Regions from separate parts of the Homo sapiens genome. Here region 1 is linked to region 2. A link is a contact called in ENCODE Hi-C or POLR2A ChIA-PET data. All regions are on one chromosome and are shown on one strand. Each heading gives the region's core, a stretch centred on a gene start or an enhancer-like site at or near the end of the contact. The rest is flanking DNA. Distances are from core to core; before and after follow the strand shown.

What was found. A loop is a pair of places that touch in the nucleus more often than their neighbours do. ChIA-PET counts read pairs that join two places held with the same protein, here RNA polymerase II (POLR2A).
Region 1: a loop to region 2 is called in a map of posterior vena cava, with 5 times the contacts of the local background. The contact joins two enhancer-like sites. A Hi-C loop is called at or near these places in 1 of 168 maps with a recorded cell type or tissue (posterior vena cava). POLR2A ChIA-PET finds 5 or more read pairs at or near these places in 3 of 52 experiments (IMR-90, OCI-LY7 and naive thymus-derived CD4-positive, alpha-beta T cell).

Annotation. Positions count from the first base shown.
Region 1 is chr6:156,656,521-156,660,565 of GRCh38, forward strand. No RefSeq gene overlaps it. Among named protein-coding and RNA genes, the nearest start is that of ARID1B, 120 kb to the right of the region's middle. RefSeq lists enhancers at 519-1,033, 1,034-1,547. Within about 2 kb of position 1,845, at least 3 of the 41 ENCODE cell types and tissues checked have a DNase peak (open chromatin) inside an H3K27ac peak, as active enhancers do.
Region 2 is chr6:156,285,955-156,290,087 of GRCh38, forward strand. All of the region lies in intron 2 of LOC101928923 (a long non-coding RNA gene), which reads right to left. Among named protein-coding and RNA genes, the nearest start is that of SNORD28B, 91 kb to the right of the region's middle. Within about 2 kb of position 2,622, at least 3 of the 41 ENCODE cell types and tissues checked have a DNase peak (open chromatin) inside an H3K27ac peak, as active enhancers do.

The sequences.
Region 1 (4,045 bases), core at 595-3,094, 370 kb after region 2:
TGGGAGACCAAGGCAGGCAGATCACTTGAGGTCAGGAGTTCAAGACCAGCCTGGGCCAACATGGTGAAACCCTGTCTCCACCAAAAAATAAAAAAAATAAAAAAATTAGCCAAGCGTGGTGGTGCACACCTGTAGTCCTAGCTACTCAAGAGGCTGAGGTGGGAGAATCACTTGAACCCCGGAGGCAGAGGTTGCAGTAAGTGGAGATTGAGCCACTGTACTCCAGCCTGGGCAACAGAGTAAGACCCTATCTCAAAATATATATATAGATATATACACACACACATATATATATATATACACAAAAATTAGCTGGGTGTTGTGGTGTGAGTCTGTAATTCCAACTACTTGGGAGGTAGAGGCTCAGGCAGGAGGATAGCTTGAGCATGGGAAATGGAGGTTGCAGTAAGCAGAGATCAAAACATTGCACTCCAGCATGGGCAACAGAATGAGACCCTGTCTCAAAAAAAAAAAAAAAAGAATTATCTGTGGCTCCATGTTACTATTTCATGTGTTAGTGACTTCCTCCATGAAATTTTAAGCATCCTAAGGGAAGGAATATGGTTTATACTTTTCTGAACCTGCTCAGCACAGAGCAGATAATATGCACTGAGGGGGAAAAAAAAAAAACACCATTGAGATGGGGAAAGGCAAAAATAAGGCTAAAAGGACTATTTCATCTTATCTGCATTACAATCCATTCCTCCATCATACACACACGCAGAAGGTTTTTGGTTCCATTCTTAGATCAAATGGGCTTAATTCCATAGAATCATAGCATTTTAGACTGGAGGGGGACCCTGCAAATCATCTAATCCATATCTCTCATTTTATAGGCAAGGAGCCTGTGGCCTGAAAGTCTGGGATTCTCCCAAGTAAATGAGTGGCAGGCATTCCCCCAAAGGTCACACTGCTGCTGAATGAGCTGTCACTGCCACTTAGGAGCACCACAGGCTGCAGCACCAGCCAGGGCCACCCCTCACCCACTCAGTGACTCCTTCAAACAGACACTGACCCACAGCGCAAGGCGGATGTGGGGGCAGCTCGAAGCATCGCCACACCTCATGCCCCTGTCTCTGCTGGGCCCTCCATAGCACCGAAGCTCCCTTCCAATTCCCTTCAAATCCAGAAATTTGGCCCAATCAATTTACAGAACAAAGAGTTTTTTCAACATACTGTGTTTTTCTGTAATGAACCTGCCTGCACCTTGGTGTCTCTCTCAGAAAAGACGTAGATGGTAACTATCACTTTAAATGAGCAAGGAATTCATAATAAAACTGAAATCTACAACAGTCTTTTCAACCTTTATTAACCCATGCCCTCTTAAGGTAAGCACAAAATCACCCACTCCTTTAAGGGTCATTAAAGTTGCAGAATAAACCACATGCCACAGCTAAATACAAAACAGTAATAATTTAAAATGCATTTTTATCTTGAAAGATACCTTAACTTAAAAACATGTAATATTACTATGAACACTAAGTCTGCTTCCTTACTTGCTCCTCAGTTCTTTTTTAAGAGGAAATAGATTTTGTTTTTTTTTCCCAAATACAAAATACTGTAATATTCACAGTGCTTTTCTAAAACTACACAGGGTCTTATTAGGTGTTAATGGAAAAAGGCAAAGCTATATTTTAAACTCTGTTGACCTAAAAGTTAAATGATGCCAGAAAACATAAGACTTTTTGGAATGAGTACACAGCTTGGAATCTGGCACCATGTTTTTTAATTCAGATAAAAGGGGCGTTTGGCAGGGACGGCTTTGCCAAGTCTGCATGATTTGACTCTGCAATCACGAGTTCTGAAACCTCAACCTAATTCCCAAGATTACTGAGATCTTGGGGTCTGTCGTCAGCACCATCCCTGACCAGAGCGGACAAAAGTTGAATGGAAACTGAGTACCACGTGTGTAGCCTTGAAAAAAAAAAGGTTTATATGTCTGTGGCGGCCTGCCAGAGGCTTATAATAGAACCTCAAATAATAGCCAAGCAGGGAAATAGGCAGGGGCTTGCAGTTTCATCCCCTGTAGGAAGAAATCATAATATTGTCAACTAGTGAGAAAAATAAAAAATTGGAAATGTTACCGACAAGAATGTTGGGCTGAACTGCAGACTGTATTACACTTTGTTGTCCTTTGTATTCAAAGATAATGTGCCTGACAGTGATTGTTCGCTGAGCCTCAGAATGTGGCTTAAATACCAATGGGAAGCTCCAGAGTCTTTTCCATGCTCCATAAATTGTGCCGTGGTTTGCTGCTGCTGCCTTGTCACTCTTTGTTGCTCTGCTCTTTAGATTCATGGGTAAGCTGAAGCCTTTGGTCCAAAGGGAGGGAGCTCATGCCTTCCTGCCCACGGTGGGATGGTCAACTCATGCCTCTGGTTCGACAAAAGTTGATGCTACAAAGAGGAGCTTGGGAAGCCACTGTTGCTGTAGGAGGAAAGTACCTCCTTCGCCCCCAATAACCCAGGAAACAGCAAGGGTACCAGGAAACCGCTGAGCATCCTAGTGATAAGGGCATTGAGTAGAGAGCATGGACAAGTTCCAACCCCACACCACTGCCCAAATGAAACATTGAGCTCCAGAGAGTCCCCCCACCGCAGCTACCATCTATCAAGCATCTATGCCAGGAGATTTACAAACTGTGAAGTCAATGACTCATCTTATAGCCCTCAGAGAAATGAGGTCAAGGGCACACTGCTGCCCCAAAATTAGAGAGGCAGGCAGGCAGATACAGAGAATCACAAATTACCAGAGCAGAAACCTCTATGGGAACCAGTACCAAGGTGCAAAACCCTGGACTGTAATTGATAAATTGTTGGAGGCTCAGTGTGGACAGGTCTGAGAATTAAAAATTCCAGGATGACCCAGTCACAGGGGGCCCCCACACTTCTGTAAGTTTACCTTTAGGAGCTCCAGCAGCTGCACAGTGAATACTAAAGAAAGAAAACCCTCTTGAGCTTCCAGCAGGGGGAGGAGAAAAGGAACCATTTTGAGATAAAACAGAGCATTCTGTTCTTCTAACAAGACCTGCCCTCAAGAGAAACTGTTTTACCCGAGCCTCACCTGTCGGGTGCTTTTCAGAGCCTAACAGACCTGGAGAAGGGAAATAACCAATCCCAGCCTGCTGTAGCCTTCCACGTGGGGCAAGGGAAAATCCCAACTCCTACTCCCTCATATGAGTTAATATGCAAAGGGCTTTACTGAAGAAATCTAGGTAGACAACATGTAAAAACACTTGGATAATATAGGCATAGAGATGGAAATTCCACGAAGGAATCAAAAAGAAATACTAAAGATCAAAAACACTGTAACAGAGATGAAGAATGCCTTTGACATGCTCACAAGGAGACTGGACATGGCCAAAGAAAAAAATCTCTGAGCTGGGGGATATGATAACAGAAACTTCCAAACTGAAACACAAAGAGAAAAAAACGACTGAAAAACACTAAACAGAACATCAAAGAACTATGGGACACTTGCAAAAGGTGTAATACATGCATAAGGGGAATCCCAGAAGGAGAAAAAAGAGAAAGGAACAGAAGCAGTATTTGAAGCAATAATGACTGTGAATTTCCCTCAAATTAATGTCAGACACTAAACCACAGGAAGCCAGAGAACATAAAGCAGGATAAATGCAAAAAGGAAAAAAACTATACCGAGTAGGCCAGGCTTGGTGGCTCACGCCTGTAATCCCAGCACTTTGGGAGGCCGAGGCAGGCAGATCACGAGGTCAGGAGATGGAGACCATCCTGACTAACACAGTGAAACCCCGTCTTTACTAAAACTACAAAAAAATTAGCTGGGTGTGGTGGCGGGCGCCTGTAGTCCCAGCTACTCAGGAGGCTGAGGCAGGAGAATGGCATGAACCCAGAAGGTGGAGCTTGCAGTGAGCCGAGATCACACCACTGCTCTCCAGCCTGGGCGACAGAGCAAGACACTGTCTCAAAAAAAAAAAAAAAAAAAAAAAACTATATCTGAGCACATCATATTCAAACTTCAGAAAAATCAAAAGGAAAAAATCTTGAAAGATGCCAGAAGTTTAAAA
Region 2 (4,133 bases), core at 1,372-3,871:
GTTGCTGCCCATGGCAAACTAGGAATGGGAGTAGCGCCCAAGTCATTATTTTTCCCACCAGCATGCAATTTGGAAAGATGATGAAAGTCAGCATCATCATTCACCTTTTCCCCATGTGAAGTTGACTTTCATTACTTTTCCACCTCCCTCCCTTATAACTTTCTCAGGCAGCTCCTCTTTATTCCTCACAATCCATTCCCTCCTTGCCACACACACACATACTGTCTACTCATTAAAAATTAACACCTACACATAACAAGAGGCTTAGAAAATGTAGAAAAATATAAAGGAGGAAAGACCACACTATGCACACAGTTCCACCATCATTCATGGGCTGCTAAGGACGCTTAAGTTTTGGTGACCCAAATGCATGAAAAGGTAGAAACGACTGTGTGTTCTGACCATTTTCTCTTTTTCATCGACAGAGCCACTTGCAGGTTTAGTCAAAGTAATAAGATCATTGTCGACTGGATCAGAACAGAAGATTCTAGGCTTGTTTTGCTTTTTATTTATGTAGTTTTTTCCTATTCAGGTCACAAGAACTCAGAAACACCAGGACCACAGTTTGACAGCCAACTTCAAGGCACAACTTTGGGTTGGCGTGTTGACTCTAGTACCTGACGTCGGTTTCTACCCACGGAGCCAGCTCTGTGAAAAACTGTGCCGCAGGGACACAGTGCTGACTTTTCACCGACCTCCACTCAGAACCAGCCTTCCCCTCACCAGGAACCTGGCGACTATCCTTGTTGCGGTGAGGAAATTGGTTTTTAAAAGTGTTTTGTGGTAACAGTGGATCCTTAGGAGATAGCATAATAACACTGGACAGGAGCAAGGTTTCAGGTAAGGCACACAAAGCTCAGACAAATCTACTGGCAAATTCACTCACTCACCTCTCAGCCTCCATTTACCTCCCTGGAACAGCAGTAATAACCATACTTAACTCCTAGGTGGTACAGTTACCTCTAATATCCCTGGAACAGGCAAAATACATAGAACACATAATAAGCATGTGTGTGTACATGTGTATAAAATACATGTATATACACACACACCAGCCAGAAAAGAGCCATAGTAGGAGTCTTCTAGAATACTTCATCATTTCTTAAACACTTATCCAATGCTCACTGGAGGGCAGACTGGGCCAAATATGAGAATACAAGATGAATCAGACATGGCCTCTGTCCTCCAGGGGTTGACAGTCCAGTCCAGGGAACAGGTGTATTCCCTGGACTGGACTTAACAGATGTATTCCCTAAGCAGGTCATTTCAGTACCATGCAGTCAGCTCTCCAAGAGCTCTCTCAACAATGAAGCACATGGGTAGCCAGTGTTCTGAAGACTAAGATGAGGGACACTTTACACAGCAGAGATGACCTTGGAACTCAACCCTGTAGATAACAATTTTTAAGGCTGGGCAAGTGGCTCACGCCTGTAATCCCAGCACTGTGGGAGACCAAGGTGGGTGGATCACCTAAGGCCAGGAGTTTGAGACCAGCCTAGCCAACATGGCAAAACCCCGTCTCTACTAAAAATACAAAAATTACCCTGGCGTGGTGGTGTGCGCCTGTAATCCCATCTACTTGGGAGGCTGAGGCAGGAGAATCACTTGAACCTGGGAGGCAGAGGTTGCAGTGAGCCAAGATTGCACCCCTGCACTCCATCCTGTGTGACAAAGCAAGACTCCATCTAAAAAATAAATAACAATTTTTAATTTTTTCAATTTTAAAAGCATACATCTTCACTATCAAAAAATTCAGAACACGTAAGCACAAATAAGCACATTATACTCATTTGTAGTCCCAATGCCACAAGATAAACAACTTTTAGCATTTTTATATCCTTCCAGAATGTTTCATATAAATACATATGTAAAATGCACATATGGGGCTGGGTGCGGTGGCTCACGCCTGTAATCCCAGCACTTTGGGAGGCCGAGGCGGGCGAATCACAAGGTCAGGAGATTGAGACCATCCTGGCTAAAACGGTGAAACCCCGTCTCTACTAAAAATACAAAAAATTAGCCAGGTGTGGTGGCGGGCGCCTGTAGTCCCAGCTACTTGGGAGGCTGAGGCAGGAGAATGGCCTGAACCCAGGAGGCGGAGTTTGCAGTGAGCCGAGATCACACCACTGCTCTCCAGCCTGGGTGAGAGAGCGAGACTCCATCTCAAAAAAAATGCATATATGTATCCTTAGTGAGGATTCTATAACACACAGTACTTTGCAATCTGATTTTTTTTCACTTAAAAATATGGCATGAACAGTTAAATATTTTTAAAAATTAAGTGCAACTTTTTAAATAGCTACATTGTATTCTACCATAATGCATGTATGCATATGTTGTCTAATCCACTCTTCTAACAGTTTCCAGCTGTTACACTGAACATTCCTAGTCCATAGGAACTAGAAGATTTATTTAACAGGAGCAGTGGCTTGAACCTGGGAGGTGGAGCTTGCAGTGAGCCGAGATCACACCACTGCACTCCAGCCTGGGCGACAGAGCGAGACTCTGTCTCAAAAAAAAAAAAAAAAAAAAGAAAGAAAGAAAGAAAAAAATCAAAATAAGAGAAATGCGGTCTACAGTCTCTTTCAAACTTCTGCAACCACAGCCCTGTCTGCACAGGACACCTGTTGACAGCTTGGAGATTACCAGCGCTCTGACCGTGACCTAGAGAAACGCCAGGCAGGCGCTCCCAACTTGATTCCTTACAATGACAATACAAAGCAGCTAATTGACCTTGCCTGCAACAGAACAGGTCAAATACCAAACGGAGAAGAGCAATAAAGGAAATAAAGTCTTTCTGTGTCATCGTTCATCACACATTTCTTTCTACATTCTTACATCTCTGAAGCACGAAACCAGGACGTGTCTCAGAGTCAGTGGCATCTGACAATCTCTGTCTGCCTTATGGTAATTGCAAACGAGTTCTTACCATCCAACCATGACTGAACATCAGCAGTGTGGGGAAAAAAATCCTGAAAAAAGAGAGGCACACTCTTGAGTTCTGGTAAGAACTCAGAATCAGTTGGCCGTGGAAGACAGGTTGGGAGGGAGTGCCAAGAAGTGATCAGCCGCATTCCTGAACCACAGCACACTAGCTCTCCCCTGAATTCCAAAGCCAAGTAAAAAGCTCTGTGCCAATGGTCTTTTGCTACTTTATAGGTTCTTTTAAGAAATGATGAGTCACCAGTGTCTTCAATGTAATAGGTATCTACAAAATCATGGACATCAATGATGCTCAATGAAGAGTGAGACAGAAGAACTGAACTCTTGATGTAAAGAAGCTTAGGAATACTTTAACCCACCTTAGGAATACCTTACCCAACCAACCTTGAAATTTTCCCAGTCCTCAGACAGCATGAGGCTGTCACAGAGGCAAACCTTTCCAACCAGCTTAGTCCCATTTACCTTCCTTGTTCTTGTAGGCGTAAGAGTGACCAATGATAAAAACTTGTGTCTAAGTTCAAACGGTTCTTTCAATAAGCATAAAATAAAATCAAAATGATAAGAAAACTTTAGATCACAGCTTAATGGGCAGTGATTTTTCCTCCTTCATGGTATCTAAAATGACGGGGCATTTAAACTCAATTGTGACTTGGAATTAATAAAATGGGTAACTGGCTTTTAAAAAGAGTATTTTACCCAATTCTCTCTTTCTCTCTAAAACATTTTGGATTTTATTCTTGAATAGCTAAAATTCCCAAGGAAATTCAATTCACTTCCTTTAGAGTAAAATTTTGAGAACTGCCCTTGGTTACCTTATTCTTTAAGGTCTCGGAATTGTCACTCTGCTCTTGCTGAAAGTGGCAAGCCAGCCACCTCCTAAAGCAAATCTCCATAACAGGCTTTCCTCAAGAACAAGGCTTTGCCTTAGACCAAGTCTCCAGAGAAAATTTGGCCTCTTCTAAGTTTGTGTTTTCCTCTGCAATTCTCTTTTTATAGTTGAAGCTAGTGGTAAGGTCATCCAGCCTCAGCTGGTCTCAATTATACCCCTCTGTCTGAAGCAGAGGCTGGGGGACACCCAGCACTGTCTCTGGCTCCTTCACTTCCCCTCTATGAAATGACAGAATTCGATAAGATATTTTCCAGGTCCCTACAGCATTAATATTCTATGCTTTATGTTGACTTCTCAAAAA